Linked DNA regions of Mus musculus: regions 1, 2 and 3 are each linked to region 4. The links are chromatin loops, found by intact Hi-C in ENCODE. Cell type or tissue: left cerebral cortex. All regions are shown on one strand. Region 1 holds the start of Gm11683 (a long non-coding RNA gene). Region 2 holds the start of Fam20a (family with sequence similarity 20, member A). Region 3 has its middle 17 kb from the start of Gm11683. Region 4 overlaps Prkar1a (protein kinase, cAMP dependent regulatory, type I, alpha).

Evidence for each region. Peaks named below come from ENCODE experiments on the same cell type or tissue, not always from the same donor. Only the 100,000 strongest peaks of a DNase experiment are listed, where the experiment ranks them.
Region 1: a loop joins it to region 4, with 2.5 times the contacts of the local background. A loop is called at or near these places in 2 of 42 quality-filtered maps.
Region 2: a loop joins it to region 4, with 4 times the contacts of the local background. A loop is called at or near these places in 15 of 42 quality-filtered maps.
Region 3: it touches region 4 in a loop (2.1-fold over the local background); 2 of 42 quality-filtered maps call a loop at or near these places.

Annotation. Positions count from the first base shown.
Region 1 is chr11:109,794,751-109,802,750 of GRCm38, forward strand. It overlaps 1700012B07Rik (RIKEN cDNA 1700012B07 gene), which reads right to left. Exons shown (of 5, transcript NM_027038.1): 3 at 2,528-2,661. Gm11683 (a long non-coding RNA gene) reads left to right here and starts at 2,433. Exons shown (of 2, transcript XR_389104.3): 1 at 2,433-2,563; 2 at 7,260-8,000. In left cerebral cortex, CTCF peaks have their summits at 3,223 (motif pointing right) and 4,389; a DNase peak (open chromatin) is centred at 4,354.
Region 2 is chr11:109,717,330-109,725,329 of GRCm38, forward strand. It overlaps Fam20a (family with sequence similarity 20, member A), which reads right to left and starts at 4,909. Exons shown (of 11, transcript NM_153782.2): 1 at 3,983-4,909. The coding sequence starts at 4,386. In left cerebral cortex, a CTCF peak has its summit at 4,868; DNase peaks (open chromatin) are centred at 319, 1,235, 3,072, 3,824 and 2 more places; H3K4me3 peaks cover 3,595 bases; H3K27ac peaks cover 4,537 bases.
Region 3 is chr11:109,776,389-109,784,388 of GRCm38, forward strand. No RefSeq gene overlaps it. Among named protein-coding and RNA genes, the nearest start is that of Gm11683, 17 kb to the right of the region's middle. In left cerebral cortex, no CTCF peak of the experiment used is centred here; DNase peaks (open chromatin) are centred at 3,191, 5,458 and 7,619.
Region 4 is chr11:109,666,661-109,674,660 of GRCm38, forward strand. Prkar1a (protein kinase, cAMP dependent regulatory, type I, alpha) reads left to right here. Exons shown (of 11, transcript NM_001373913.1): 10 at 1-65; 11 at 770-3,003. The coding sequence ends at 942. Fam20a (family with sequence similarity 20, member A) reads right to left here. Exons shown (of 11, transcript NM_153782.2): 10 at 7,963-8,000; 11 at 6,266-6,904. The coding sequence ends at 6,640. Among named protein-coding and RNA genes, the nearest start is that of Gm39443, 17 kb to the left of the region's middle. In left cerebral cortex, a CTCF peak has its summit at 3,902; DNase peaks (open chromatin) are centred at 3,630, 3,916 and 5,247; H3K27ac peaks cover 1,545 bases.

The DNA.
Region 1 (8,000 bases), 130 kb after region 4:
TAAAACCCTAACTGAGCAGGAGTCTGCGCCATGCGCTGAGAGCCAGAGCACAGACTGAGTTTCAGCTCAAATGGTGCTAACTCACTATGGGACCTTGGTTTTTCACTCAGCTCCATGGGGACTCCTGACCAAGGTTATTATTTTTTTCCCCAAGCTTTGGAGTGGCTTAGTTTAGACGAAAAGCGACACACTGGGCTCAGTCAGGTAAATGTTTGCTCTGACTTTGGATCACTGGCATTCATGTGAAAAGTTGGTGATAGCAGCGCGCGTGAACACGCACGCATCCATGCACACACACACACACACACACACACTCTTATGGAGCTGCATCACCACGGCAACAAACCCGCGCCTATCTAGGAGGCATTTTCTAGATTAGATGACATTTGAAGAAAGACCCACCGTAAATGTGGGTGACCCTTTCTGTAGGTTGGGGTCCTGGACTGAACAGAAAGCAACATATCAAAGAAGCACCGTTGCTTCCTGTTCTTACCACCAGGCTGTCTTGCCCACGGTAGACCATCCTTTTGAGCCAAAACAGTCTCCCCTCTGCAAATTGCTTGTATCAGGCATTTTCTCACAGTAATTAGAAAGATAACTACTGTGCTTTGCCTCCCTGACTTTTCTAGTTTCTGACCATAGGACCCTCGGCTCATTTCTCTCTCCTTACTCGACCCCTCTGGACTGTCAACAGGTCCCAAATTTTTCCTGAACAACACAAATCGTCCTTGTACAATGAGTTCCACCTCGTGATCTGCTCATGAGTGCCTCACCAGGAAAACTTTCCCCAGGAACGTTTGCCTTCCTTCTTAGTGGAGGAGTCCCAGAAATTACCGTCTCTCTCCACTGCTTCTTGTTTGTGTCTACAAAGCCAGGAATCTGGCCAATAACTGAGATTGGTGGCTAATGGCTTTGGGCTGCTGACAACTGAGTTCCCCCCTCCACCCCCATTCTAACTAGGCATGTGGTGGAATGAGTGTGTGGGAAGCCAGGCCCACCACAGGAACTTGGTCCCAGTGAGGGAGTTAGACCACATCCTGTCTCCCACATATCAGGAAACAAGACCAGGTTTTGTTTCTTCCAGCACTGACCAAAAAGACCCCAGATAGGGAGTGAAAGAGTCACCCTGGGATGATGACAGAGGAGTGACAATCATTCAAGGCCAATCAGATCTCAGGGATCAAGCCTTTCCCTTCCCAGATGGGAAAACTGACCCAGCAGTGTGGAAGGGGACTTCTCTAGGTCCTGTCACCTCTGCAGTCAGAGGTCAGTGGCTAGATGTAGTTTCAGGGTAGCTGCTCTTTCAAAGGAAGGCCATTTCAGGGTTTACCATGAAGAGCTATGGCTTGTTGGCGACAGACCTCAGATGCACCAAGACCAGGTTGTGACCAGAGCTGACCTCCCGTGGAGCTCTCTCTGCAGTGAAAAATGAGTGATCCTTCCATCTCCCTCCATCTCCATTTCTGCCGTTTCCTCCCTATTTTCTGTGCTCTTTCTTTATAAGATTTAGCATCACCATCATCATCCTCACCATCACCATCATCCTCATCACCACCATCATCATCCTCATCACCACCACCTTCATCCTCCTCCTCACCACCACCTTCATCCTCCTCCTCATCACCATCATTCACCAGATTAAATAAAGTCAACCATAGGTCAAGAGGCAGAGCAAACCACCAGTTGACAGGGAGTGAACACAGGAAGAATCCATAGAGACTGAGAGGAAGTAAGTCATGGGGACAGATAGAGAGATGCACAGGAAGTAGAAGGGAGGGGCATTCAGTTTGGAGGGTATTTAAGAAGGAGTGTGAAGGAGCTTTGTCCTTCTGCGATGCTGGTTGAAGAGGAAGTTTCGCTGGGTGCTTTGCCTCTCTGAGGTAGTAGGCTTTCACCCCAGCAATCTGACTCCCGAGTCTCCATTTGGTAAAATCAAACAATTGGGATTTTATTTTAAAACTAACAGAACCTGCCCCAATTAGGTGTTCACCACCGACATGGCTTGCAGACCATGTGGGAAGTTCCCCACAGAAATTTGTCACCCGTGTGAGCAATTTGATTTGGATTTTCTGGATTTTTAAATGTCTATAGTAGGGATAAAAATTCAGAATGACTCTGAAGTGTTGGTGGAACACGTTTCCCACAGAATGAAAGGAACCTACTACCTGTGGGAAAGACAGTCCATCAATGGTGGGAAAGGCAAAAGGGCTTCTGGGCTATCAAGGGGTAAAAGACCACCTTATGCAGTCTACACATGCACAGCAGACACTCAGGGCATGGAGGCAGAACGGAAGGATTCCTGGGTGGGAAATGCCTCCAGGAACCTCAGAGAACTATGTATGCACACTGGAGAGTGTATTCTTTTGGCCATTCCCCAAGTGAGGCTTACAGTACATTTCCACACTTGCAGCGGTTTCATTTCTCTGTCTAATCGGAAACAATGGCAGGCAGGTGACAGAGTCTGGGTGGGAATCCTGTCCTTCTGATCCCCCACCCCCACCCAGGGCTCCCCATGCCCTCCACTCACCCTTCTGTGAGGACTCATCTTCTCAGCCTGCAACGGGTAAGAAGAAAAGGGGCTCGCGTCGTATATTCGGATGCTCTTTGTTGTTGGAGGGGACAATTCACGACCTTGTCCAACGACTTTGCTGTCACATGCTCCTAAGGGAATTAGAGGTAGATTCATAGAACCCAGAGGGTTTGGCAACCTCTAACCTGTTTCTAAGTAGCAGGAAGAGAAAGGATTCCCGGATCTTCTGCCTGCTTCTTTGCTACAACGAACAGGGTTACTTTTGCAGTGTGTGACCACAGGGTATGACAAGAGAACACAACACACTCTCGAGAGCACCAAGAGCCAAGATTGGGAAGCTGTGGTGGCAATGAGTGGAGGCTGATCTGTCGACAACTTGACTAACTGAAATCACAAGCCACTTGTCACTACGGCGGGTGAGGGATTTTCTTGATCTGATGATTTCCAACAGGAAGGTTGACCCTGAATGTGGATGACCCCCTCTGGAGGCAGTCCAGATGGATGTGGTAGAAGGAAAGGGTGTTCTCTCTGCTTGCTCACACTCTCACTGGCAAGTTCATCTAGCTGGTTCTGGGGACATTCCTTCACCGGCATTAGAACGAATTTCTTTAGGACTCTTAAAGATTTATTATCTATAGGTACACTGTAGCTGTTTTCAGACAGCCCAGTAGAGGGCATCAGATCTCATTACGGATGGTTGTGAGCCACCATGTGGTTGCTGGGATTTGAACTCAGGATCTTCTGAAGAGCAGTCAGTGCTCTTAACCACCTAGTCAACTCTCCAGCTTCTTTAAGGATTCTGACCAAAGACCAGCAACTGTCCAGGGCTTCAGTGCCCTGTTTGGAACTGCTGAGACATTCAGCCTCATGGACTGAACAGCTACTGTATTCTCAACATCTCTACTGTGAGACAGCCATCGTTGGACTAAAAGGACCACGTCCTTTTAATACACGTTGTGTTCCTTTGGAGAACTGAATAAGACAGAGAACTGTCTAATAAAGGTGCTGTGAAATTCCTAGGTGATGCTCAGAGATGTCTTGTGGGGAGTGTGTATTCTCAGGAAGTCATTCTGCTGCAGCTATGTGAGCTGACCCTCACTGTGGGGATTTAACTGTGTAGAGAATATTATCAGCGCTCAGGCGTGGTTGCTTAATCAGGTCAGCTAAGGAGTCAATTGTGCAAACCCTTCATTTTGCTGCACGGATGGAAAATTCTCTATCTTAATGCAGAGGTTGACAAACCTTCTCCTCAAAGGCCAGATGGTAACTACTTTAGGATGTGTAGACTGCATGATTTTTTCCAACTATAGAGCATGTCTACTGGCACACATAAATAGCTCTGGTTGGGCTCGGTCAGAAAAGGGCTTGCTGTATAATCATGACACAAGTTTGATCCCCGAACTGGTATTAAAGATGCATGCTGCTGTGTCTGACTTTTTTACGTTGAGTGCTGGGAATCCAGACTCAAGTCCTCAAGTTTTTGAAGCATACATCTTATCTACTGAGTCGTCTCTCTAGCCTCAAGGCTCCTTTATATTAAAAACCTAATAAAGGTCCCTAATTTCTAGAGTAAATTATTTCATTGCCATATTCCTTAATCACCTCTTCTCATGCTGGCCAGCTTTCATGGATTCGTGAGAATTTCCTAGTGTATTCTACCTCCCAAAGATGCAGGAGGGGCTATTTATCCTCTCATGCATGAGCACTAGTGGGTAGTTAAGACCATTGCATCTCCTAGGCATTTTGTGAAGGTTTCCTCTGTTGGGCCAACCCTGCTGCTCATTCATTTCCTTTTCCTCTATAGAAGTAGCTTCTGTTGTACAGGGCCAGGGCTGCCGTGTGCTGTGTGCCTCCTCAACACCTCCTTCAGGCTGAGTGGAAGCCTTGCACTTCTCAAAGGATTAAAAACAGAGAAAGAAGTAAGGAAAATTGCAAACTACAAAGCCTCTATGAAATTCTATGAAGAGGATTTCAGACCAATTTTCCTTATAAAAAATGATGCAAAAATACTCAATAAAATACTCACAAGCCAAATGCAAGAACATATCAATGATATCATTCACCATGGTCGAGTAGGGTCCATCCCAGGAATGCCAGAATGGTTCAATATATGGAAATCCATCAATGTAATCCATCGTATAAAGAAATTGAAAGGAAAAAAAAACCCTATAATCATCTCCTTAGATGCTTATAAAGCCTTTTACAAAATCCTTCATGTTAAAAGTCTTGGTGAGACCAGGGATTCAAGGCACATACCTAAACACAATAAAGGCAATATACAGCAAGCCAATGGCCAACATCAAGTTAAATGGAGAGAAACTTAAATCAACTCCACCATACTAAGGATCAAGACAAGACTGTTCACTTTCTTCCTTTCTTTTCAATATAGTCCTTGCACCTCTAGTTGGAGCAATAAGACAACTAAAGGAGAGCAAGGAGATACAAATTAGAAAGGAAGAAGTTAAAGTATCACTATTTGTGGATGATATGATAATATACACAAGTGACCCCCAAAATTCTACCAGAGAACTCCTACCGCTAATAAACACCTTCAGCAAAGTGGCTGAATACAAAATTAACTCAAAGAAATCAGTAGCACTCCATTTTACAAAGGATAAACAGGTTGAGTAAGAAGTTAGGGGGACAGCACACTTCACAAATAACCTCAAATAATATAAAATACCTTGGTGTAACTCTAAGCAAGTAAGTGAAAGACCTGAATGACAAGAACTTCAAGTCTCTGGAAAAAGAAACTGAAGAAGATATCAGAAGATGGAAAGATCTTCCATGCTCATGGATCAGTAGGATTAACATAGTAAAAATGGCTATCTTACCAAAAGCAATCTACAGATTCTATGAAATTCCCATCAAAATTCCAACACAAGGTTCTTTATAGACCTTGAAAGAACACTCTCAATTTCATATGGAAAAAAAAGGGGGGGGGACCTTGGTAGCTAAAATAATCCAGGACAATAAAAGAACTTTTGGAAATATCACCACCCCTGTTGTCAAGCTGTACTATAAAGCAATAGTAATAAAAACTGCATGGTATTGGTATAGAAACAGACAGGTTGATCTATGGTATAGAACCCAAGAAGCAGAAATAAACCCATACACCTTTGGACACTTAATACAATGGGAAAGAGAGAGCATCTTCAAATAACGCTGGTCTAACTGGGTGACTGCATGGAGAAGGATGCAAATAGATTCATATGTATCATCCTGCATAAAACTCAAGTCCAAGTGGATCAAAGACCTCAACGTAAAACCAGATACACTAAATCTCATAGAACAGACAGTGAGCCTAACCTTGAACTCGTTGCTATCGGAGACAACTTCCTGAAGAGAGCACCCAGGGCTCAGGCACTAAGATCAATAATAAATGGGAACTCCTGAATTTAATTAACAAGTGGGACCTCATGAAACTGAAAAACTTCTGTAATGCAAAGGACACTGTCATTAGGATAAAATGACAGCCTACAGGATGAGAAAAATATCTTCATCTGACAGAGGGCTAATACCTAAAATATCTAAAGAGCTGAAGAAGTTAGACACAAAACACCAAAAATAATCCAATTAAAAGATGGGGTACAAAGCTAAACAGGGAATTTTCAACAGAGAAATATCTAATAGCCAAGAAGCACTTAAAGAAATGTTTAATGTAATTAATCATCAGGGAAATGCAAATCAAAGCAACTTTGAGAGAGTTGCTTTACACCTTACACCCATCAGAATGACTGAGATCAAAACTGATGGGAGTGCAAACTTGTACAGCCACTCTGGAAATCAATTTGGTGGTTTCTCAGAAAACTGGGAAAAGTTCTACCTCAAGATCCAGCTATGCAACTCTTGGGAATATATCCAAAAGATGCTCCACCATCCCACAAAGACACTTGCTCAACTCTGTTCATAGCAGCTTTATTTGTAATAGCCAGAAACTGGAAACAATACAGATGTCCCTAAACTGAAAAATGGATAAAGAAAATGTGGTTCATTTATAACAATGGAGTAATACTCAGCTATTAAAAACAAGGACATCATGATCATTTTGCAGACAAATGGATGGAACTAGAAAATATTATCCTGAGTGAGGTAACCCACATACAAAAGGACGTTCATGGCATGTACTCACTGATAAGTGGATATTAGTCATAAAGTACAGGATAACCATGCTACACTCCACAGACCCCCAAAAAGCCAAATAACAAGGAGAATCCACAGGAGGATGCTTGAATCTTTCTCAGAGGGGAAATAAAATAAATATCAGAGGTGGATGGAGGAGGGAACTGGGTGGGAAAGAGAACAGAAACCAGTAGGGGCAGCATCTCTAAGATGTGTCAGAGACCTGGGACAGGGGTGGGGGTGGGGGGAAGCTCCAGGGAGTCTATGGGGGTAACTCTAGCAGAGAATCCTAGCAGTAGGGGGTAGGAAGTCTTAGGCGGGCCACCTCCAGTGGCCAGGCAGGACTTCCAGTGAAGAAATAAGAACACCAACTTATCCAAAAAAAAAAAAAAAAAAAAAAAAAAAAAAAAAAACCAAAAAAAAAAAAAAAAAACAAAAACAAAAAACACCCTTGACCTAAAATGTATCCTGCCTACAAAATGTGCAGGGGAAAAGATGGAGCAGAGATGGAGGGAATGGCCAACTGATGACCAGCCGAAATTGAAACCCATCCCATGAGCAATTACCAATCCTCGACACTATTAATGATTCTCTGTTATGTTTGCAGACAGGAGCCTAGCAAAACTGTCCTCAGAGAGGCTCCACCCAACAGCCGATGGAAACAGATTCGGAGACCCACAGCCCAATATTAGATGGAGCTCACTTGAGTCTTGTGGAGGAGTCGGAGGGATGATTGAGGGGCCTGAAGAAGATCGAGACTCCACAAGAAGACCAACAGAATCAACTAACCTGGACCTTTGAGGGCTACCAGAGACTGAAACACCAACCAGAGAGCAAACATGGGCTGGGCCTACCCCAACCCCCAGCACATCTGTAACAGCTGTGCAACGTGGTCTTCATGTGGGTCCCCAACAACTGAAGCAGGGGCTTTCCCTGAGTCTGTTGCCTTCCTGTGGATCCCATTCCCCTAACTGGCCTGCCTTGTCTGGCCTCAGTGGGAGAGGATGAGTCTTGTCCTGCAGTGACTTGATGTGCCAGGGTGGGGTGATATGGGGGGGGGGCAGAAAGAGCTCCTCTTTCACAAAAGAGATGGGGAGTGGGGAGTGAGGGGAGGAGGCATAGGGTAGACTGGGAAGAAGGGGGTTGATATTGAAATATAAAGTGAATAAGTAAATAAATTGATAAGAAAAAAAAACAGAAAGAAGTCAGCTCACTGAACATTTCCCCTTAGAAGCCAAGGTAGATATAAAACCACGACTCAGCCTTTTCTGAGGAGAAAGGGAAGATGGTGGAGGGTGAGGTGAGAGGAGGGTCTAAGAGGAGTGGACTGAGGGGAAGCTACAACAGG
Region 2 (8,000 bases), 51 kb after region 4:
GTGCGTCTGGACTTTTGTCCACCCCGAAGGCTGAACTGCTCTTGAGAAATGGACATTTCAAGTGGTCTGGAGTAGTCACGAGGTAAGCCAGAAAGACCTACAGAGACACTGAGGAGGAAAGCAGCATGAAGGGGTGCATTGCGCATCGCACAGTGCCGTGGGAGGAGAGAGCTAATCTTTTGAGATTCCTAGGCTAGACAGTCCTTATTTCCAGCAGAAATTTCTCTCCTCTCCTGGCCTTCTCTCCCTATTCTCCTCTTATCTGCCTGGTTTCTGGATCTCCTTAGAGATTCCCCCAGGAAAACTTCAGCCAACTTACTCCTCTTGAACAACTGTCATTTTTGAAAAGCTGCCCAGTCTCTCTGCTGTGACTTCTAAAGAGAGACTTTGGGCCAGGCAGGGTTCCTTTCCGTGACAACGAGGAGGTAGGAGAGGGAAATGGTAGAAGCTTGAGATGGAGAGACAATAAGCAACCACACACACACTCCTGAGAGATGCTGAATCTGTGATTGCTGGCCAGTACCACGGTCCTGACATGGAAGGAAGACAGAAAGGAAAGCAGAGAGCAGAGAAGGCGTGCTTGTATCCATTCCTGCTGCTGGAGTTGCTACATAAAAGAGGCATGACCCTATTTGACCTTGACCACCAACACCATACATAAAAGAGGCATGACCCTATTTGACCCTATTTGACCCTATTTGACCTTGACCACCAAAACCAGAGGATTATAGAAGAGCTGACCAAAGATATGTAGGCAAAAGGCCAGGACCAGCTTTCCAGTTTTGACATGTCTGTCCAAGAACAGATGTCTGGCTGAGACAGCTGTGGACCATAGAAGAAGTTCCAAGATCAGAGTGCCAGCACAACTCCAAATGTGAGCGGTGACCTGGGATCCAGGTAAGCCTCACTCACTCTCACCATCGCTGGTTAAGGACTAACAACAAAAGCTGCACAGCTCTGCCTCGTTAGCGTATGGCCCGAAAGAGTGTTGTTGACATTTCCCTGTCCCCCTGCCTTTTTGATATTCCGCACAGGTGCCAGAGGTGTCATCAAGGTTGATGGAGCCTGGCACTGGCTTGCTTGCTGTGATCAGCAGCTGACAGCCTGACAGTGACACTTTCCCTGATTACATTTTAAACTTGGACCGAACCACACTTGGTTGCATTTTGAATGAGAGAGCGAGGCAGGCAATAAGTCAAGGAAGGACTGTCTTATAAGGAGGTTTGCCCAGTCTTCAGGACCGGAGGACACATAGTCAGCCTATTTGACACACAGCATCGCTTCTACATTTCAACCTAACTAAAGTACTGACATCCAAATGAACTGACGTCGGTTGAGAATCGAAACATTCAGGACAGTGCCCAAACCCCATCTGGTACTGTGTGAAATCCAAAAGAATGTTCAGGGGTGGGGAGTGGAAGGAGCCATCACACACACACACACACACACACACACACACACACACACCCATTGGAAGTTAGCTCCAGTTGTCATTTCTTAGTGTGGTAGCAAAGAATAAAAAATAAACATAAAAATCCCTCGGACTAATAACGTTCCCTTCCAGGCAAGGGATGCAGAAAGCGGACTTGGCTATGTCATTACCTCTGCCTCTCCTAATGTGGTAGACGGTTTGCTGATAGGTTTGTTTTTGGATAGCAATTAATGTTAGGTAATTATTGGCAGGGAAGCACCACTTAAATACCACTAGCTTTTAAATGCTAGCAGGGTCATGGCTATAAGCAAGGACTTGTCTGTGCAAGACGCAAACAATCTCCCAGACCATTCATCATTTCTCCTTTGCCGCCCATTCTAAATATCTTTTTGGGGGAATCTGGATGCTTCCTTATTCCTGAGCAGTAAGGGACGGTGTGATTACAGTAGACGTTTTCCTAAGAGTCAATCCATACCAGCCCATAAGTCTTTTGAGTTCCATGTATTTGGAGACAGCTCTCACCTAGCCCTCCCTAGTCTCAAACTCAGCAAGTAGATGGGGCTGACCTTGGATTTCTGTTCTTCCTCCTTCTACCTCCTGGGGGTGGGGGTGGGGTCAGGATAACAGACATGTGCCTGGTTTATGGGGTTTTGCCAACTGAACCAGGGTTTCATGAATGCCAGGCAAGCCGTCTACCAACTGAGCTATGCTCTCGGTGGGTTGCATTTTTAACACCGGTGTAACTGTCACCCATTTTCTTGTTGACACCATCCTGTGGATGTTTACAGGACTTTTCAGGTGGAGGGAATGTGTTTTCTGTCTCAGAGGTCAAGGTTTGGCACTATTATATACAGCTTCAACTTTTATGTCACCCATAGACTTTGCCTGGGAAACTGCTACTATTAGTGATCTGCCTAAAGACAAATAGAAAGGTCTCCAGCCCCCACTGATTGATTCCCTGTTAAATGACCAAATTTTCTGGGCAGTAAGTTGTGTGTGTGTCTGTGTTACACATTGTTAGAAGCTTAAAATCAATTACTCAGCTTGGTGAGGAAGAGTTTTGCCTTTCTCCCCAAATATTTCCCTGGAATTTCCTGCAGGGCCCAAGTAACATAAGGAAATTCAAGGCGACAGAAATGAGACTAGGCAGACATACATCTACATTTACAATAGCAAGCAACTTTGCCCATAGCCTGTATTTCTATGGATAATTTTTCTAAGGGCAAATTTCCTAGTTCACTGATCCATAATGCTACCACATTATTGATGAAATTAAGGTAATATTGAACGTGACAGCACTTGAGAAGCAATCTTAAGCTGCCTTTTTATTGCATGCAATTAGCAATAGAATTGAGAACCACTTTCTAATAGAAAATCACCAGCCATAGATAGAGGTTGCAAATGAAATTCACTGTAGCAATTTCAGCCAATAAGTTTCAACTTCTTTCTCTCCATTTGCTGAAGTTATCTGCACACACACCCCCTCCCCGCTCCAAGGTTTAGTCCCACCAATTAATGAGAAAACAGTTAAATTGGGCTAGCAACAGAGTTTCAACTGAGATTTATGGCTTTCTCATCTTCCAGAGAGACTCCAAAACCACCCCTGACACCTCACTCTGAAATCTCTGTATTAACAGATGGGTGTGTCAGGAACACGGAACCCTGGATTCAAGTGACCAACAAGCTCTAGACTTTGAAAGAGCCCTTAATTCATATGAAGGCTTTCTGCTCTAGGCTGGGGGACCTCCCAACAGCCTCTACCTCAACATCGCCAACACACTCTTGTTAAAACAAATTTATCCTAGATACGTTATCCAACATGCCCTTGTGAAAACACTCTTAGATTTATCCTAAATACTTTAATATTTAACTCCAATTTTTGCTTTCAGATTACAAAATTCCTAGGCCTCCAGCCCCCGAACCCCGAACCCCGAACCCCTTTCTCTCCAGTAGCCTCAGCCCAAATCATCACAATAATAAAAGATGATAAATTGCCTTCAGTTTGGAACATTGCCTAAACACCCGACAGGCCCTGTTTAATGAGCAACAGGGATTGGCCGTATCAGAGTTTGCTCCAGCTGACCTCTTTGGTCTCCAACCCTGAGCAGAGGGACAGGGACGGGGGGGGGGGGGGGGGGGGAAACTGGGTCTTTGGGATATGACAGTCAGATCTGACCAAAGAGCAGAGCTGAGTGTCGCCAGCCCTGCTCTCTGTTTGCAAAGTTCATTCTGGAAAACAGCAGGCCCAGAGCAGCTGTCCACAGCAGGACAGCGCGAAAGAGGCCCGAGAAAGCATTGGGACCAGGAAACTGACTGGCTAGAGAACCCAGGAACTCGAGGGGAGTGGCTGGGAGCATTTCTTTGCTGTTGCTCAGAAATCTAAGGCCTGCTACAGCTGGTGGGCGTCCAGATGGGGATCGAAGCCTAGTGCCAGGCTGTGACGGCAGAGTGAAGTTCCCACAGCCCAGGGTGGGAGTGGACATGGGTAGCCAGGACCTGGAGGGTCATGCTAGGGAGTCCGGTGCTGGGGTTCCTCGGAAGGGTTCTCACCTGTTCCAGCGGGCCACCTTCCTCCGGTAATACCGCAGCGCCTCCTGGCTGGCCAGGAGCCAGTCTTCGGGTCCCAGGAGAGGCGGATCCTCCAGGACTTGGTAGAGCGAGTGGGCGAAGAGGGCCTGCAGCTTAGAGCGCGGGGCAGGGTGGCCGCGGCTGGGATGCTCAACCCGGGGCAAAGCTCCTGAAAAGTTGTGCGAGGCTGTGCCAAGGTCTCGGGAGGCTGCGGCTGAGTGTAGAGACGCGGAGGGGGCGCGGCCAGAGCACGGGCAGGCGGCGGGGCGCTCGCCCGGCCGGAGCTGGCGCTGCACTTGCGGCCAGAGGTGGAAGTAGAGGTCGGCGGAGAAGAGCGCGCCCAGGAGCAGCAGGGCCAGCAGGCGGTCCCTGCGCAGCCCGGGCATGGCCCAAGCGGACACCCGGGAAACACTTGGGGTGCAGACGGAAGAAGCTCCTGGAGTCCGGAGGAGGCTGGAATGCTCACACAGGGGATTAGCTCTTCCTGGAAGGGTGTCTTCCCTGAACTTGGGGACCGCGTGCAGGAAGCTCACAGTGTTGACAGCGTCGTCTTTTCTTGCCCAGTAGAGAGGCAGGGTTGGGGTTCCCTGGCTACCCGGTTGTTATTTGAGTCTCTTTGCCCTGTGACCCCCTCTGCCAGGGACCGCTCAGGTGGGGAGGTCCCGTGGAGGAGTGCTGGCTCTGGTGGCCGTGTAGAGGGCGATCACTGGAGGGAGCGCAAAGGAGCTCTCGCCCCCTAGGAGGAGGCTGGAGAGACTGCGTAGCCCGGGGCGTCTCTTCCAAGGATGCTGTCTCTCCGCAGCTGCTGAGACAGATCCAGCGGCTCCTCCTGCAGGCGGCAGGGACTCCTGTGCCCCGGGCTGGCAGGAGCGGAGGGAACGCAGAGTTGACAAAGCAGGGGCGACTCAGGGCGAGCTTGTCTTTGCGCCTAGACTCCTAGAGGCAGAGGTAACGCGGAGCCTCCCCGCTGCCTGGATTGGCCTGGCGCCCGCACCTCCGCCCACTCTTAGCTGGCACCTGCCTCTGGCATAGCTTGCCAGCCAAACTCCCAATCCCTTTGCTGCCGGCTCTGCCCTTCCACCTTGTCATCAATCCTCTCCTCCGGCTCCTCCTCTTTGTCCCCACTTTCCTTGCTCAGGGCTCTTCATACACATCCTGGTGAGCCCAAGAGAGGTGGACTTGAGCCTTTCATTTCCATTTTTAGGGTTTTTTTTTTTGGGGGGGGACAATGCAAACCCTTAAAAGCCTTTCTTCTGTAAGCTTTGCCAGATGTGTGTCTGGGGGTTTGGATTTCATTTCTCAGCATACTCGCTGCAGGGCATAAACTGGATTCATAGCAACCAGCACATAGTAGGCACTTGCTCTGAAGATACTCACGTGGTGCACAAAAATAGCTTGCCCTTTAAAAAATAAGAGCCCCTCCCACTCCCCTTAACCTAGAACCTGGGTGATTTCCTGTTTGGATGGAGTTTGACTCCAAATCTTCCAGTACTTTGAAAAGAGGAAATGGCAGGGAGGGAGGGGCCCCAAATGACCCCACTCCGAACTCTTGAATGTAGCTTGGTGTGAAAGTAGTCCACCCAAATGAATCACTGGAGGACCCGCTTACTTAGGCTTTCTCCTGATATCCTGTGAGGTCATTTACACTTCTCCACCCCGTGTTCCTTCCTTCTGAGGATCAGGGGAGGGCAGCCCTGAAACCTTGGCTTTCTCTGTTTTATAATTTGGGAGCATAGTAAATGCGAGTCTGCCTGGAGAGGTGGCCCCACCCTGGAGAATGTTCAGGAAAAGACTGTTTCCCCCCAGCTGTTGCCTGCCTGGGCAACAAAGCGCCTATGTATGCTAATTTCATTGGTTAAGGATCTCCAGGTTCTTGCTGGAGTCTCCATTCTGAGACACTGTAGCTTGTGGGTTAACACTGGAGTTTTCCCGGCAGTTGGTCAACTATTTCTTGTGGCAGCTGCTGTCCTCTCATCTTTAGATAGAAGTGCGTGTGTGTGACCGTGTGTGTGTGTGTGTGTGTGTGTGTGTGTGTGTGCCCGTGTGTGTGTGTGCCCGTGTGTGTGCCCGTGTGTGCCCGTGTGTGTGCCCGTGTGTGTGCCCGTGTGTGTGCCCGTGTGTGTGTGTGTGTGTGTGTGCTTGGGGAGATCAGATGTCAACCTTGAGTGTTAGTCTTCAGGAGCCACTGATCCACACTGATGCTTTTAAGGCAGGTTTTTTCTCTGGGACCAGATTGACCGGCCAGTGAACCCTAGAGACCGTCCAGTCTCTGCCTCCCTATTGCTGGGATTACAATCGTCTGCCAGCACACTAGCTTGATTTTCATGTGGGTCTTGGAGAGTAGTCTTGTGTTTGCACAGCAAGAAGATTACTAATTGAGTTATTGCCTAAGCATCCTGCAATGAGAATTTACTCCATGAGCTCATCGTGAGGCTTAAAATGAGTTCAAGTATACATAGTGCTCAGAATATCCCTAACTCATGCCAGACAACTATGAGACAGGGTTTGGCTGTAGCGAGTACTTCTGGTTTCTTGTAAAGCACTAGATCAGATTGGAGACTCGTTATGGTTTGAAACAAACAAACAAACAACGGCAAACCACAGAAAAACACTGGAAATACAAAACACCAGAGAAAAGGACTAGATTCCTTAAGACTGAGTCCAACTAGGAAACCTCAAGACCCAGCATCCGCAGCCAATTCCCAGGAGCCGGACGAGGTCAGAGCCTTTAAGAGACCTGTGGGGCTTGGACTTATTTTTTTTTTTTTTAAATCTAGCATTAAATTCTAACAGGCGGTCAGTTTCTGAGAGACTTTGCAACTTTTGCTTTGTCTAATTAGGCATCACGGCCCATAGACTAAAAAGCCAGGTAATGATCAATGGTGCCTTATCGACGATAAGAAGCTCTTGCATGTTTCTAGACTGATAAAGATGCCGTAAGCCCCGTGACTTTGATTATCCCCAGCCAATGGGCTCATGCCTCCTCGGCAGACATTTTCATCTGGCTCCAGTAGAGTAAATGCTCTTTCTAACTTGCTTGAAGGTTATCTGAACGTACATACCTTAGAAAGGTCAAGGGCATGGAAGTCAGAGATGAAGTGAATGTGAAGTCAGGGCAAGAGAGTACCATTGGTCACCCAGCTGCTGTTTTCAAGGTGTTCTCCAAAATCTCTTTCTTTTTCAGATATGAGCTCTGCTTCTCTGCTTCTCTATGTCTGGGCTCCCAGGTTCCCTTAACTAGCCTCAGCTACATATTTTCAATGAATGCTGAAGCTATTCCAAATGGTTTTCCATGACCTGTTGTTGGCTTCAGTTTCCCACTGGAAATCCATCTTCCCCTTTGTAGCTCCTCTCCTTGTGGATGCACCCCAAACTTCACGCATCTATAGACTTGCAGACAAGCTCCGGACCTGCCTCTTGGCTTTCAGTATGGCTCCATTTCATCACTCACCCACGCTCACCAGAATGGGATTCCAACACAGATACAACCAGGACATCCCGCACCTGAGCTTTGGATGCAGGGAGATTAGGCCATTTGCTGTGCCATAGCTCTTCATAGGCTGGCTTCTAACTTCCATTCCAACCTCATTTCTAGATCTCTCCTGTACCCTGTCTTTACCCCATGATGGTTTCTGCAATTCTTTAAGTGCTTCAGGTTCCTAGAGACTCTCTTGAGCCAAATGCTCTTTCTTGCTCTTTACCTATACGAAGAGTATCCATCTATCCATTGACTACTGAAGTGTTGGCCATGTGTCCCTTCTCCCTCCCCATGCACGTCCTCGAACCCACTTAATTCAGTGCTATCAGTTTTTGTGTGTCACCCCACCCCCCAGCTCCTCATATAACTCCACACTTCAGCACTGCCCATGTTGTATGTAATTCATTGTTTGCATGCGTTCAGCATTGAAATGTGCCCCCTTCTCAAACTTGTATGCCGAAACCGTAGCTTCTTCCAACATCTCAGGGTGTGAGCCCATTTGGCAGCGAGGTCATTGCAGGC
Region 3 (8,000 bases), 110 kb after region 4:
GCCTCAAAGGATACAGGCTCAAACATCTCTCTCTCTCAGTGCTCCTGTGGAAGGTCCTTAGAATTAAGTCCAAGTTTGAGGAGTCAATGTGGACTCTAAGTGGACCCCTATTACAGTTGAGCATCAATAACTCATCAACAAACTCTAGCGAGTTTCAGGTAAACCATGACTGTGGAAGCTGTGACTGAGGAAAGAGACTGTTCCAAGTTGTAAGGGAGGCCGGTGCTGTTAGTGGGATGCCTTGAACCTGTTTTAAACAGCGAAATGGTGACAACCACAATGTATCATCAGACTGTTTTTCTGTAGAGAACACTGACTGGAGCTCGAACATTTGCAACTCCCACCTCCTTATGTTAATCAACAGCCTCCCTACCTCAGTCCTGCCTGCCTTCTTCTCAGGTCTCAGCCCAAGGCGTGCCCTTCTTTCTGGCCTGGTTGCCTGCGTGTTGCAGATGATGGATTCCTTTTGGTGTTCTGCTACATGGTGTCACATGCCTCATGGCTATACTTATTTACTTGCGTTCCAACATGGACAAGAAGGTCCCAAGGTCTGGGGTTTTGTCCTGTGTCTACCACTTAACATAGTGCCTTAGGGACTTTAAATGGCGATGGTAAATAAAAAACCAAAACTAAAATTTCCTTTACTCCCCTTGGGCGAGAAGACAAGACCTCCAGATATCCGTGGGCTCCAGAGATTCACAGAGTCTTGAACACAGTTAATTTGCTACTATGGTCTGGAGATACAGCTCAGTTAGTATAGTGCTTGCCCAGCATGCAATGAAGCCCTGGGTCCGATACCTAACACCAGACAATCTAAGTACGGTGGCAGATGTTCCTAATCCCAACACTAAGAAGTGGAGGCAGAAGAATCCGAAGACAAAGGTCATCTTCAGTTATTTAGTAAAGATTCAAGGCCACCCTGGGCTACATGAGTCCTTATTTAAAACAAAATTAAAATTGAGTGTTGCTTCTGAGATACAAAAGCTGCTCACGTTTGTCACCTAACAGGACCCCTGTCTTTACCATTTACTGTCAACCAGCACTGGTTCCTCTCTACTCCTGTCTTGGTTCCAACCTGTCAAGGTCTGGTTCTTACTTTGCCTGGAACAATAAGATCCGTCCATACATCTACAAAGGGTTTGTGTGACAAACTGCCATATTGTGTCAAAAAAATTTATGTAGAACCGAAGTCCTCGTGTTCACTAGGGAAAACAGGGATGTTAAACACACAGGGTTGTATCTTCAGAGATGTATAACTTGATTTCCACCTAGGAGGAGTATGAATGGATGGATGAATGAATAGGGTTAATAGCCTGGTGACTGCTGCACTATCTGTATGGTCTTCATCTGGCTCCCCCAGACCATTATATTTATCTAAGCCATTCTCCCAAACCCTTATGGTGAGCATTGTTTCTCAGTCTTTATGGGAACATGGACTTTACAAATGAGAGCGGAGCCTGATGACATTTTCCCTATCTGTGTGACCAAGACTATGCCAAATCCTCCTACAGACCCTTAAGATGTCACCCTTAGTTAATCTAGAACTCATCTTTATGGAAGCAGTCACGTCCATGCCTTAAGCTTTACGGTACACATGGAACCTAGTTAACCATCACCAGGAGACTTTCTCCAAACCGTGCTATACTTAGATCCCTAAAACGAACTAAGCTGGTGTCGGATTCTCCAAGTCTGAACCAATACTGGCTGAGCCGTGTTGAACTTGAATTCCTTCTTGCTTTATGAGGATCAGCACTCTGCTAGTCTTGGTGGTGGCAGAGACGCCCCATAAAACCTACCTCCTGGTTTCCAGGGGTTGAGATTCTTTGTTCTGATCACTCTTCCATCCTCTGGTGATACCTACACACTTCACTTGTTCCACTGAGAACAGTAGTAACTTGATTTCTGGGTTGTCTAGAACTTCAGGATCCTGTGTTTATGAGACCAGAATGAAGACTCTTCCATGTGGGTAAAAATCTACTGCACCTTAATGGATTTTATTTTAACCCAGATGCAGGTGGCCTCCTGCATCTATCTCCTATCTATCTATCTATCTATCTATCTATCTATCTATCTATCTATCTATCTATCTATGTATCTATCTATCTATCTATCATTTATCTATGTATCCACCATCTATCTATGTTTCTCTCTTTCTTTCTTTCTTTCTTTCTTTCTTTCTTTCTTTCTTTCTTTCTTTCTTTCTTTCTTCCTTCCTTCCTTCCTTCCTTCCTTCCTCCCTCCCTCCCTTCCTCTCTCTCTCTCTCTTCCTTCCTTCCTCTTTCATTCCCTCCTTCTTTTCTTTTTTTCATTCTTTTCTTTTTTCCTATGTGAACACACATAGGGCATTTTCCTAAACTTTCTGTCATTGTTAAACTCTACTGCTATAGTTACATCAAGAGTGGGCAGGTGTATCTGGAGAGAAAGACCATCAGGAGACTTGTGCCATAGACAACAGAAGAGAGCCAAACATCACAGCTCCCAAGAGAGTGTGGGAAGTTCAGGGCAAGTAGGAGCAAGGCCAGGTTGGGCTGCTGCACTTCATGGCAGACTGGTCAAATTATATCTCTTGCCCAGAGTTTCTCATTAAGGGTCTGTGCCTTGGAGACATTTTGGCCTACCAAGGTGCATCATTAAGGCAGCCTGGGCATAATAACAGTGATTCAGATGAATTTAAAAGAGAAGTCTAAATTAGAGCACACATTCATGTTTCTCTTGAAGTCTATCGGGTAAAGGAAGTTCACTGAAGGAATCATTAGCAAAATAACCAGGTGAGGTGATGGTTGCCAGTCGTCATGAGCAAAAGTTAAGAATATCCAGCACATCCTGTGACTGGTTCTTGTGTCTTCTCCAACATCATTTCCTTACAGAACATTTCTCAGCAGCACCAGGTCTACCCAGTGATTCAGTAATGCAACATCAGGCCTTTTCTGCAAGGCTGCCCTGTCTCTACTGCATACATTCATAACGAAATTTTTGGATGCGCTAAATATACTAGTTACATTTTTCTCGGCTAGAGATGGCTCTCTTGAGGTATCTAGGAAGGAGTGTGGGGCATTTCCGCCATCATTAGCTGAGTTCCACTATAATCTTTCACCCAGTAGAGTAAAGGTAAGAGAGCTTCTTAGAGAAGGCGTAGGGAGAGTTATTTTCTTGCTGTACCTTATAATACAGAACAGAGGAAACACATGGCCATGGGTGTGGGAGTTTGGTTAACTTAAGGTAAAAAATAAACATGGTTTCCTGTCTGGCTCTTATTTCTATTCTCTCTTCACTCATCTCATCTCTATTTTCATCGGAGTGGCTGGTGGGTACTTCCCATCAGGGCTAACATTTTTTTATGCAGGCGATGAAGGTATCATTTAAGGATAAAAAATACCAGCCCCTGCAATGTTCCAGAAATTCTCACCTTCACTCATCAGCATCTTTTCTTGAAATAATACCATCTTTGAATCAGACCTAACTCACTGTGTTATTTGTGTTGAATGAAGCACTGTAATGTTGAAGCTTTACAGTCATCTAATACGCCTCCTTAGTTTGAAGAGATGGCAAGTCTGGAGAACAGTCAGTTGTCCATTGCCCATCCATCCATCCATCCATCCATCCATCCATCCATCCATCCATCCATCCAGACATTCTTCCATCCCTTCCTCCCTCTCTCCCTCCCTCCTTTCATTCATCCCTTCTTCTTCTTCCTTCATCATCCATCCCTCTGTCCCTCACTCACTCACTCCAACTACCCATCTATACTTCCATCCAAAGAAGGGGCTAGTGTTCTACACTAAGGGAATAGTAGGTACATGGACCTTAGAGAACAGCAAGATCAACATTCCAAAGTAGATGTGTGTGTGTATGTGTAATACTACTAACTGAAGTATTGTGAGGAATGGAGAGGGAAAGTAGGATGGTAGGGGATACAGAAAGGAAGAGGTGGAGGATTTGGGGATGCAGTCATAGGGATCTGTATAGAGCATGTGTGAAGAGTCCTGATGGCTTTCTAAGTATGATGGAAACCCAGTGGTGGGCTTTGACCCAAGGGGTGACATAGTGCTATTTAGAGTTCACAAGCATTCCTCTGGCTTGTGTTTTGGGAAGAAACTTTAGGAGGCCAAAACCAGAGGCTATAGGTTCCAAAAGACATGGAGAAAAAGGGAAATATTCAGGCTACAGAACAGCATCAACAAGTACAAAGAATGGAGGGAAGAGAGCCATCACTCTGGGCATATGGCTTGAGAGACTAGCATTGGCACTGCTGACTAGGACAGAAAACACTGAGTGCATGATCAGACTTGGGAGCAGAGGCAGGAGCTGATAGTGCTTGTTTTATAATAGCTAAGTTTGCTACTTCCATGAATCTCTAGAGAGAAGGCAGAGGATATACAAGATGCACCCTGGCCTGCAGGATGTGTTGAAAACTGTGAGAGCAGAAGTTTCTCTTGAAGGTAGAGTACGGGCAGGGAAGCTCTTTCTAGCAGCTAGAGATTGGCAAGAAGGGGAGGAGTCAGGAAAGAAGGTGTTTGGGGCTGGTGAACTCAGGGGATGGGACAGTCACCAGTGAGTCAAGAGAGAGTTTGCATTGAGGTAAGACAGACTGAATTCTCACATCAGAAATCAACAACGGTAGGAACATTGGCCACTGAGCCTTGTCAGTTAGACTGGTCACTTTGCATAATCTGTGAATTGCTTGGCATAAGTTGAAACTTTGGGAAGAAGCATAAGAATTAAAAATTTCTTTCTTTCTTTCTTTCTTTCTTTCTTTCTTTCTTTCTTTCTTTCTTTCTTTCTTTCTTTCTTTGTGTGTGTGTGTGTGTGTGTGTGTGTGTGTGCAGGAGACTTGGAGGCCAAAGGTGGGTATTGGATTACCTGGAACTAGAGCTATAGATGGTTGTGAGTCAACATCTTGATGCTGGGGACCAATTTCTGCTCCTCAGAACAGTAAGCACTACTAACTACTGAGCCATCTCTCCAGCTCTACTCTCTACCTATTCCTTTTGAGAGAGGGTCTCTTCCTGTACCCAAGGCTCATGTTTTAAGTCTAGGCTGGAAGCCAGCAAATCCCTGATCCTCCTGACTGCCCTCTTTCCTAAATCTGGGCTTACAGGTCTTCATGGGGGTTCCTAGCTTGATATGTGGGTGCTAGGATCTAAATAACTCTGGTTCTTAAGATTACAAAGCAAGTGTTCTCAGCTGAGGCACTGTCTTTCCAGCTCTGAAAAAGCATAAGCTTTCTAACATCTTGTGTAGTCATTGCTTTTCTTGTTGCTGTGACAAGATACTTGACCAAAGATAGCTTAAATAAAGGTGGGGCATTTTGTCTCACAGTTTGATGATGTAGTCCATCCCAGCAGAATCTTGAGGCAGCTGGTCACATGGCATCTGCAGTCAGGAAGTGGAGAGAGACGGATGCCAGTGCTCAGCTTGCTTTCTTCTTTATATTTGGCTCAGGACCACAGACTGCAAAACGGGTGGCACCCACATTTTAAGGCAAGTCTTCCCACCCACATTAACTCCGTCCTGAAATTCCCTAACAGAACTGTCAAATGTTTGTCTTCTAAGCGATTCTAGAGCCTGTCACATTGCCAATATTAACCTTCAAACTTAGAAACCTAGTATCATGGGGAAACTCAGCTTCATAGAAACCAAGGTGTTTGTTAACCCATTGTTTACCCAGTCATTTCAGTGCAGGGTTAAAAAGATGTCAACAGCCTGGATTCCCATCCAGTTTCTGACATGTACTGGCTCATATACCTGGAGTGAGTTACGTCAGCTTCCGCAGCCTCACCTCTCTAACATGCCATTTTTGAGTTGTTAGCAGAGATTGCATGACTGTGTATGTGTGTACATGTGCACAAGAGGAACAACAGAAACAGCATAGGAAAATGGTAAGTGTTCATTCATTTTGGGATTGTTACTAGAACCACCTTCCTCTTCTCCTAAGATGGCATTTTCTGCCTCACAGTGTGCTTGTTTTTACTGTTTCAAGGTTTTCTTTCATTTTGTAGTGTTTTTATCCTTCTACTCTGCCTTTCTACTTCATATCTGAATTCTCTGTGTGTGTTTTTTCTTTTTAACCAAAGATAACATTGTAACGTTAAATTTCTTTGATCCTCCTGCTTCCATAGGAGTGTGCCACAATGCTTAGTTCTAGTTTTGCTGGGGATTAGACTTAGGGCTTCACACAGGTACTGCAAACACTCTGTTAACTGAGCTATATCCCCGGCCCAACTTCTTTTGTTCTATATTTTTAATCAATAATCAAGAAATATGTTTACCTTTTGCATCAAGCATTGGGAGCAATGTACTTTTCCTTGAATATGTCAACTTACCTTCCATGCATGCATACACACATGCTTGCATGCTACAGGCACTCCAGTGAAGTCTGCTTAGCAGGCCAAGAGGCCTGGAAGCACTCATGAGGCAAAGAGTTTCAAGGAAACAGTATCCTGGAACCTTGGCATTCTCATAACCCGTATACTCATACCCTATCTCCGAGTTAGTATGGTGTATGCTCTCTTTCAGTATTGTTTTATTATAAGTGCCTTTAAAGATTGAATTCTGACATAGGTAAGCTTCCACCAGTGATCCAATGTCCCAGAAAATCCTTGAAGCTGAGGAGCTTGGAATTCAGTAGGAATTCAGTGAGAAGTTTACCTATTCAGTAACATTCAAATTTACTTCTTGCAGAGACAGTGAAACTAATTAGGCATTACGAAGAAAGGAGCCCCGGAATAGCTCAGGGCTAGTCTGCAGAGTGATTACTTAGGACAGTAGCCAGTCTCACCCAAACAAGGTGAGTTTACCATGAAAAAGTTAGGGAATCCCCGAGACAGGTTTCTTCACTAGGCCCAAAGAAACAGCATAAATCAGGCATTTACTAAGAACCCGTGGTGGTGGGTTTAACAATAGACTAGCATTACACCTTGCTCCCTTCTTAGTGGTAAACACAGCCTGGTACCCACCATCTTTTGATGTATATGTTCCTTTTGTATTGTGTCACTGTAACTTAGCAGATGTGTTCGCCTGGTTTCTTGTTACTCTTCTGTATAAAATGTTTGTTGCTTGATTTGACACATTACACTCAAAGTCAACATGTTCTCTCTTTGTCGTCTTTGTCATTCATCGACTCCTTTGCCCACTTGCCACCAGAGACCTGCTCCACGCAGATAGGAGACCCCAAAAGGGGATAGTCTGTGGCACCTGCATGCCTGCATCTATCCATCCATGCACATGCATCCATGCATCCATTCATCCATTCCATCTATCGGTCCATGCATCCATACATCCATACATACATCTATCTATCCATCCATGCATCCATGCATGCATGCATGCATCCAGCCATCAATCTTTTAAATATAACTGATTTTATACAGTCTTGTTCCTTCTAGTAATTGCAGTGTGTATTGTTTGCTTTCTTAAATACATCTGGTATTTCTTAAGAGGAATGAGAATATCTACCACTTAAGAAAAATACAGGGCCAGATAGTCAATGAACATACATTGTATTCACGTTAAAGAAAAAAAGTGATTTAGCCAGCCTGGTTGGAGATGTCTTCCCAGGACAGCCCTCTCCCTGATTCCCTGCCAGACGGCTGCAGTGTGCCATCTTCTGACTGTGATTTCCAAGATGGGCAGAAATGCCTCAATTACACAAATCACACATTGCTGCCTAAGGAAAATGCCTGCCAATTTCAGGGAAGTCTGCTGACATTCAGTTTTGTTTGCTGCAGCTTCCAAACATCCAATTGCCCTCTGTCATGGAACTGCTCACCTCCAAATCACCTTTTGCTCTTCCTGACACCTTCTTCTACCCCCGGTGACAGCAGATGCCACAGTGCACAGCTACACTTGTTGTTTGGGTGCCTGAGCATCATTTCCCCATCTACTTATTATCAGAACACTTGATGAGAAGCCTTTGAAGACCTGAAACTGAAATGGGATGGAGGAATCCAATGGCGGATAATCCATGATCATCACAGTCTAAGAAAACAGAGCCCTCAAAG
Region 4 (8,000 bases):
GCAGCGTCGGTCAGAAAACGAAGAATTTGTTGAAGTGGGACGACTGGGGCCTTCTGATTATTTTGGTATGTTAAATTTCTTCATAAATACATGGTTTAAGGATCTGTGGGACAGTGTAGTTTCCCATAATTAGTTTTGTTTTCTTTCCTTTACTTAGTTCTGGGGCAGAGTGTGGCCTGGAACTCACTCTGTAGACCAGGCTGCCCACAAACTCAGAGACCCACCTGTCTCCATTTCTAGAGTGATGGGATTGAATGTAGGCACCCCCACACCCTGCCTTTATTGTTTTTGAGACAGGGTCTTTGGTAACAGTGCAGACCGGCCTTCTTAGATCTGCCTTAGTTAGCCTCCTAAGTGTTGGGGTTATAGTCATGATACCTGGTAGATTTCTTAACCTATACTCTTTCTTGTTTCTCAGAGAAGTACTGTAACATTAACTTTATTCAGTTAATAGATGAGCACAGACCAAGCATGCATGCGCACACGCACTTGCGCTTATGTCCTACATAGCCTCGACTGCCTGGACTTCATTGTACAGTGAAGCTTGTTCTAACTGGTCACCTTCCTGCCTCTGGCTCATGAGTGTTGGTTTGTAGGCATGACTGTAGGGGCTGTGTTATCTATTTGCTAGTAATACTTTTTAATGTACAAATGTTGTGTGGCCTCTACTAAGTTAGTAGGGAAGTTGCATCTTTGTTCACTTGCTCAGGAGTGGACCCTTTAAGGAAATAGCTTCCATAGGTGATAGTCGTTACTGTCTCTTTTCCAGGTGAAATTGCCCTGCTGATGAATCGTCCTCGGGCTGCCACTGTGGTTGCCCGGGGCCCTTTGAAGTGCGTTAAGTTGGACCGGCCTCGGTTTGAACGCGTCCTTGGCCCGTGCTCAGACATCCTCAAGCGGAACATCCAGCAGTACAACAGCTTCGTGTCCCTGTCCGTCTGACCCGCGCCTCCTGTGCCTCCTCCCCAGTCCATGCTTCACTCACGCAGACTGCTTTCTCTCCCTAGCCGCAGCGCCCAGTGGCCACTGCTTCACAGCTTCTTGTCTCTTTATACTAAAAGTTGCTTTATTGCACCATTTTTCATTGGGAGCGTTATTAAATGCTCATTCACAAATAAATAGAGAGTTGTATGGACTTGGCTGTCACCGCTTCTCTGTGCAGTGCTCGTGTTCAACCTGGGCAGCAAGTGCCGCGCTTTTTGCTGAGGGCGGTCCCTGCACCACTGAATTACCGTAATGATGTAATAGCTGTGCAGGGCTTTTAAGTGACACAGGTTTCCATTTCCATATGACACAAGTGACATACTTAGACTGTGGCCATGTTTGCTGTATTTCTTTATAGAGTAAATGATTTTAACCTTTAAGGATTAGAAGAATGAATATAGAAAACTCCTAGCACAGTAGAAAGACATCTGCCTGTAATTAAGCTAGTTTAAGTGTGGGAGTGCCCATGTTTTGCTAATCACCAGGCACTGCAGCTAGTTCAGCCCTCTCAGCCTGGTTTGGTGTGTCTGTTGCTAGTGTTTCTTCTCCAACCCTGAAATGTTTTGGTGTGGCTGGCCGTCTATCCCTGCCTTTAAGTTTGAAATCATTTGTAGATGGCAAGTACTGGTTGTGACTTCACTGCACCTGTCTGAGCTCACAGACGCTGATAACTTTATTTATCCAGCTGGTGCCAAATCCTGAGGATGAGACACAGAAATGTGAGAATTTGAGGTCTTCACTCTGGGGAGTTAACCGTGGTTAACTCGTGTGATCTGCCCTCAGTTACAGACTAGGGCGTTGGAATTACTGAGAATAGACAAATAGAGCAAGCTCCAGAGAGAAGGGGATGGAGGCAGTGCTGCTGAAGGTGGATGGCGGTCAGGTGTCCAGAAGCAGGAAGCTGGGTCTGTCCCCTGGGTTTCTGTTAGGAACAGTGGTGGGGTGTGACCGTGTTGTGGTCTGAAAGGCCACCCCGCTGAGTCCTGCCTTTTCCTGTCTAACCTTGAATTTCTCTGGTAAACTTTCTTTATTGTTTTTTGTTTGTGTGTGTGTGTTTAAAGTAAACTTGTGTTCTTGACTGTATTTCAGTATTTTCCAGCCTTATGTGTTACATTATTCCAGTGATAACCCAACAGTTTATTTTTATTACTGTTATTTTTTAAACAAAATTCACAGTTCGTAACGAGGCACACTTATCTTGTGATTTCTGTATAATGTCGGGTTCTATTTGGGAGTGACTGCGTTTTCATGTGTGTGCAAGTGGTTCTGATTAATAATTCCCTCCCTCCCTTTCCCAGTTAACTTAAATTGTTGGTTATGGTAGATTTTTTTCTTGGTAGATTGAAAAGCTTCTAGATTGTTACTAATTTGGGAAAAAGTTTCATTTAGGTTTTAGCATGGGATAGAAAGCTACCTTGTTGCCATATCTAAAACTTCCATAATCTATATTAAATGAGGGTTTTCTGTACTTACTTTGTGGTTGGCTATCTTTTTTTATATTTAAAAAAATAAAAATTATGTTACTAGCTTAAAGCTTAATTTGATATTTGTTTAAATGCCAAAAATGTATGTATGTGAATGATGTAGAACGCCATAAAATGCATTTCATGTGTATATACCCCCTTGGTCTGTACGGAGATAAACACCTGCTTTCTAAGAGTTCCATGCTAGCTTACAAGTTACGCCCTTTTGTCGTTTTACTCTTAGACTTTTCAAGATAAGTCTAAATTTAAAAATTACCACATTTAAAGCTTTATCTTTGTGCAATTTAAATATCAGTCAGAAGTCGTGGTTGGCATACTGTGTCTTTGTGGACTCTTGGCACCATTGTCTCTGGATGGGTGGGCGAATTTAAGCAATCTGCTGAGAAAGCAGAGCTGGCCAAAGGGACAGTTGCTGTTTCCTGGACACTAGTCTGATATACTCTGTGCTAATCTAATCGCTGTTCTTTTGTTACAGACTGTCTCAATGGTAGGTCACAGAATAAAAAAGATGAAATAATTTAAATTCTTAAACGAATCAGTTTTTCTTCCTTTCTTCCTTTTCTTCCTCTGTTTTTCCCCAAAATTTCAGTGGGAAAGAATGAAAGTGAATTTTGGGATTAGAATTTTGAAAAAGTAATGTATTTATTTTTTTTTAAAATACATTCCAATTCAGTTTGTCAAAGGGTGGATTTCAAAACCTTGCTTTTATGGGTGTGGGACAGACTCACTAACAAGCTCTGGAAGGGGAAGGTTCTGTCCAAAGCCATGGCGTTGTTTTCACAGGACAGACCTGTCTGTGTGCCTTAGGGCTTCACAGACTGGATTGGACTCCTGGTTTTACAAGATCCACCTGTAGCTGCTTGAGGATCTTACACATCAAGATTTGTTTCTGTTTCTTCCTGGAGTTTGAAGAGTGAGCACATGAGTTACTCTGGTGATAACTGGGATCTTCACACGCAGGGAAGCTGGAGTTAGTGCTGGAGAGTGGCTGAGTTCTGCTGCTTAAGCTCTGCCTGGCCAGGTTCAGAAGTCCCTTCCTCTCACCAGCTGCATGTCCTTCTTTTAAAACTTGGCCCAGGATGCAGTTTACTGTTGTGTTGACATTCTGAAATTGAATTAGCACAATGGCAGTGGCGTCACTTTGTCTCCAACCTCAAAGATTTGGACCCTTTGTGAACTTTGGCAAAGCCCTGCCAGTGCACTTCCGGGTGGACCAAAACCATGCTAACCATTTAATTTGCCCTCCATCACATCTGCCAAGGGGAAACACAAATCTCTCCCTTCTTACATTTGGGGTATTTCTGTAGAAACCATCATTTTTGTGTACATACACAGCTAAAATTTGTTTCTTGGCATAACTTTAGAACTGTGACATCATCATGAGTCCCTGTAAGAACAAGAAGTAGCTTTGTGATTTTAAAAAAGTCACCACTAGATGGAGAGCTTTTTCTTTATGCTCAGCTTTGCCAACCTCAGATGAGTCGCAGCTGTTTCTCAGTCTGCAGATCCTGCATTTGCGTGTCTCCCTACTTGGTACAATGTAAGTGTGACCCCGAGACTGCCACACCAGAAGCCCTCTGGGACCTGAGCTGCACTCGCAGAGAAAAACGTGATTATCCCTTGCCTTCCCACCCGAGGCTGAGTGAGGTCTGCCTCACCTCATCTGTGGCCATGTCACCTGGGGGCCTCCTGCACCACGCTTGTGTGGGGGCCCTCGTGCCTGCTGTTGATGAGGTCACTCGGTATTTAGAAGGCCTCCCAGGATAGTGCTCATGGGCTGACTCGCGTTCCTGAGTTTGAGAAAGCTGTCTCTTACTGTGAACGTGCAGCAGTAGACAGATGCAGTGTTAAAGAACCAGCAATGTAAAGACATGATCTTTACCACACAAGATGAGATTCTGTAGTAATGGGTCAGTGAAGTTAGACTAGAGAATCCTAAGAACCTGACCTCATACTTCTCCTAGGGGCAGTAATAATTTACCAGTTAAGAGGCCAGGAGTTTAATAGGACAGAATTGCTCCCTATAAGAGAATTGACTTATCCTTAGATAGGTCCAGCATTTGGAGAATGCTGTGGCATATCCCTCCAAACTGATCCCTACCAGTTCACACAGTCTTGGTTTTTTTATTTGCTTGCCAGTGGTAACATGGAAAGTTTTCACATAGACTCAGAATATTTTTTTTCCCCATGGGAAGTTGAGCAATGATTCAGAGTGCGTAAGCTGTAAGAACTCCACACTCTGAGAATGGAATGTTTTTGTCTTCTGGTGCTTTTGAAAAATGCTGCTCTTAGCTTTATGTTGTTGTTGTTAGAAAAACAGATAGTTAAAAGTAGCCTATATAGTTATCCATCATAGAATCAAGCCGAGTTACTTTGGTTTTGAAATGTAAAGCAGATTTCAGAGTCTCGAGAGACTGGTCTGCATCAGGGAGGCCATGTTGGAGATGGACTGCAGCTCGCCCGAGCCAGGCTGGCTGAGAGCCCCAAACCATCCTTTCTTTGATCTGACAGTGCCTGTCCCCCCCAGCCCCCAATCTTCAGTGTGGCTTCCTTGTGCTTCCCAGACATGGGAGAAGAGAAGAAACAGTTGATGTTGCTGCAGGAAGCTGCGCCTCACAAAAGGGCCTTCTTGAGAGGGAAGTCTTTAGAACCAGTTTTCTCTGGTAAAGAGTTGACTTTGCTGTTTTTTCTCCTGTAGCCCAGCCCAGCCCAGCCCAGCCCAGCCTTCAACTCTACACTCTTTGTTTCAGCCACTCAAGGGTGGGGATTTGCTGGAATGAGTCACAGCACCCAGCAAATTTGACTTCACAAATGGGTGTGATGCTATACATTTTGGAAGAAGTCTAAACCACAAGATGATGTGGTTTTGTCTCTTGAGAGCTATAGTTCTCATCCTTACACATTGGAGGAGGGGCATGCTCGTGAGGGTTGCAGACCTATGTCTTGCAGGGTAGTGTCTGGGACTGGCAAGGCTCTAGGGTGAATAGAGGCAAGGTTATTTCGCAAACTGGGTTCTGGGGTTGTGTGCCCATAACGTGGGGTGCTAGGATGAATCAGAACCATCCACTACAAGACCAGCATGGTGACTCGTGCCTTAATCCAGGCACTTGGGAAGTAGAGGCGGGAGAATCAAGAATTCAGGGCCAGCCTGGTGTACATGAACTCCAATCTCAGAAGACCAAAACAATACTACCTGTTCTCAGTCATCCTGTCTGTCCTTGGACATATGCACAAGTCTGAGTGACATTGCTGGTTCTGGATTTGTCCCTTGTAGTGATGTCTTTTCTTCCTCCCCTCCATATTTTTTGATCCTCTGGCTTTTATCAGACAATAAAGTGATTTGATCTGATGAAGCCATGCGACCCTAATCTTCCACCAGCTCCCCCTTTTGTGTCTGGCTCTTGGTTTTGACATACATGGTGTCACTTCCTCACGCAGCCCAGGCTAGCCTCGAATTCCCTGTGTAGCTCAAGAGTGTCTCTGAACTTCAGCTTCTCCTGAGTGCTGGCGTTACCGGATGTGTGATGCTGGGGGGTTGAACCTGAGAGGCAAGCACCCCACCCACTTGCGAGCCACACGGCTCTCGGTTGCCAATTCCTCAGTTGATAATATTCTTCAGATTGGAGTGTGCCCCCTAACTGAGCAGTCTTACCCTTAGTATTTCTGGGAGTGACCTGGCTGAGATTATTGTATTCAGATAGTGTTAGGGACCAGAATGTCAGTATAAAAAAAGTGACTTTTTTGGTGTGTGTGTACTGTACCTGCATATACAGTAAGGACTTGGAGAAAGCCAGTTATCCGCTTGATGTCCCTTTATTTGATATGGTAGAATAAAAACCGCTCCTGGGAACAGAGCTTCCAAACCTTCCAAGCCTGGTCCAGATCCAGGTTTCACAGTGTGCTCAGAAGATAATCTGCAGTCCTGATGGAGCCAGAGCTCGTTGGGAAGAGAGAGCCCCAGCCAGTGCACCGTAAAAGCAGTGACCTCCACCCAAGGATAAAGATGAGGTTCAGTGGATCCCGTTTGCCTTTTTCAAAGCGTTCCTGCCTCCTCCCTGAGCTTGTGCCTTGGCCTCCAGTGCCCCAGGATGGAATGGGGCAACAGGGGCCTACAAACCAGCATGAGGTGCTGACTCCAGTTGTGTGTTCTGAGGTCCCACGTTTGTTGCCATTAGCTCGTCAGATTAGCCTGGCCGGAGTCTGGAGCCGAACGTTGTGCTGACCCTTCGGCTATGACTCTTCGCTCGCCGTGGGCCTCTATGCAGTCCTCCACGGTCTTCAGGATGATCTGGAGTCTGCGGTCCAGGGCCAGGAGGTGGGGTTCTGTGAGGACAGGGCTGAGCTGGTCTTCTAGAAGTGACTCCCGCATCACGTCGCTGAGCCTGTAGTCAGCCTGAGCCAGCAGCTGAAGGTGCAAGAGTGTTTTCCTTTTGATCCTGATGAGATAAAGGCGGTGGGGGCCAGATGAGCACATTAAGGAAGGTAACTCAGCCTGCACTTGCCCCCACTAACAGCTCTTGGCAGCTGGTGTGCTTAGAGATCTTATTTCTAGGCTAACACACTTCACTGAAAGCCATGTGGAAAAGGAATTAATGGTGTGTAATGATTGTGTGTGTGTGTGTGTGTGTGAGAGAGAGAGAGAGAGAGAGACAGACAGACAGACAGACAGACAGACAGACAGAGACTGACTGACTTAAGGTTTGTTTTTAAAGATTTAAAGCTGACAGAACAAACTTCCAGTAGGTGAATGAAGCTGTCTGTCGTCTGAAAACCCAACCTCTACGTGACATCACCGTGCGCCTCCCGTGTTAGATTCTAAAACCACAGTGATGACAAGTGACTAGGTCCATTTTGATTTCTTTTAGACTTACATAAGCAGCCTACTCGTCTGATTTGTGACACAAGCAACTACTACTACTAAATCCCGTCCAGAGGAGAGAGACTTGAATGACCCCCAAGGCCTTGCTTTGGACCATTCATGTACCAAGGGGTCAAATGGGATGGTCTTGTTAGGTCTCAGTCTCATCTTTATAATTAAGAGGAACCCAGTGCCACAAGCCTGGCTAAAAGGTCAGAGATACAGAAGTTGGTTAGGTGTCCTTTAGAGAAGGGGCCGGACTTTCAGTCTGACCCACTTTTACCAGACTTCAATCAGGGCTTGGCTTAGATGGTGATGGAACAGCGATATTTAAGATCTTACATAAAGAAAGCAAAGGGCTGGCGAGTAATATCAGACAGCAGTGATTTCTGTAAAAGTGGGTGATTATCCGAGTGGGTTCAAGATTAAAGGTAGTGACTTTAAAAGATCAGATCTTAACTCGTTTTTTTTTTTTTTTTTTTTTTTTGATAAAGGATGAGGGAGACATCACTTAGAGAAAGCCGGTAGCTGCAGTATGGGAAGCTAGGCAGTTCACATCATCTCTGTCCACAGTATCCTAGACCAGAGATGTGTGTACTGCCCGCTGCTGGTGGTACTCACGGCATAGAAACTCACATGCAACACTGCGCTAGAGGGGCGAGGATAGAGATTTC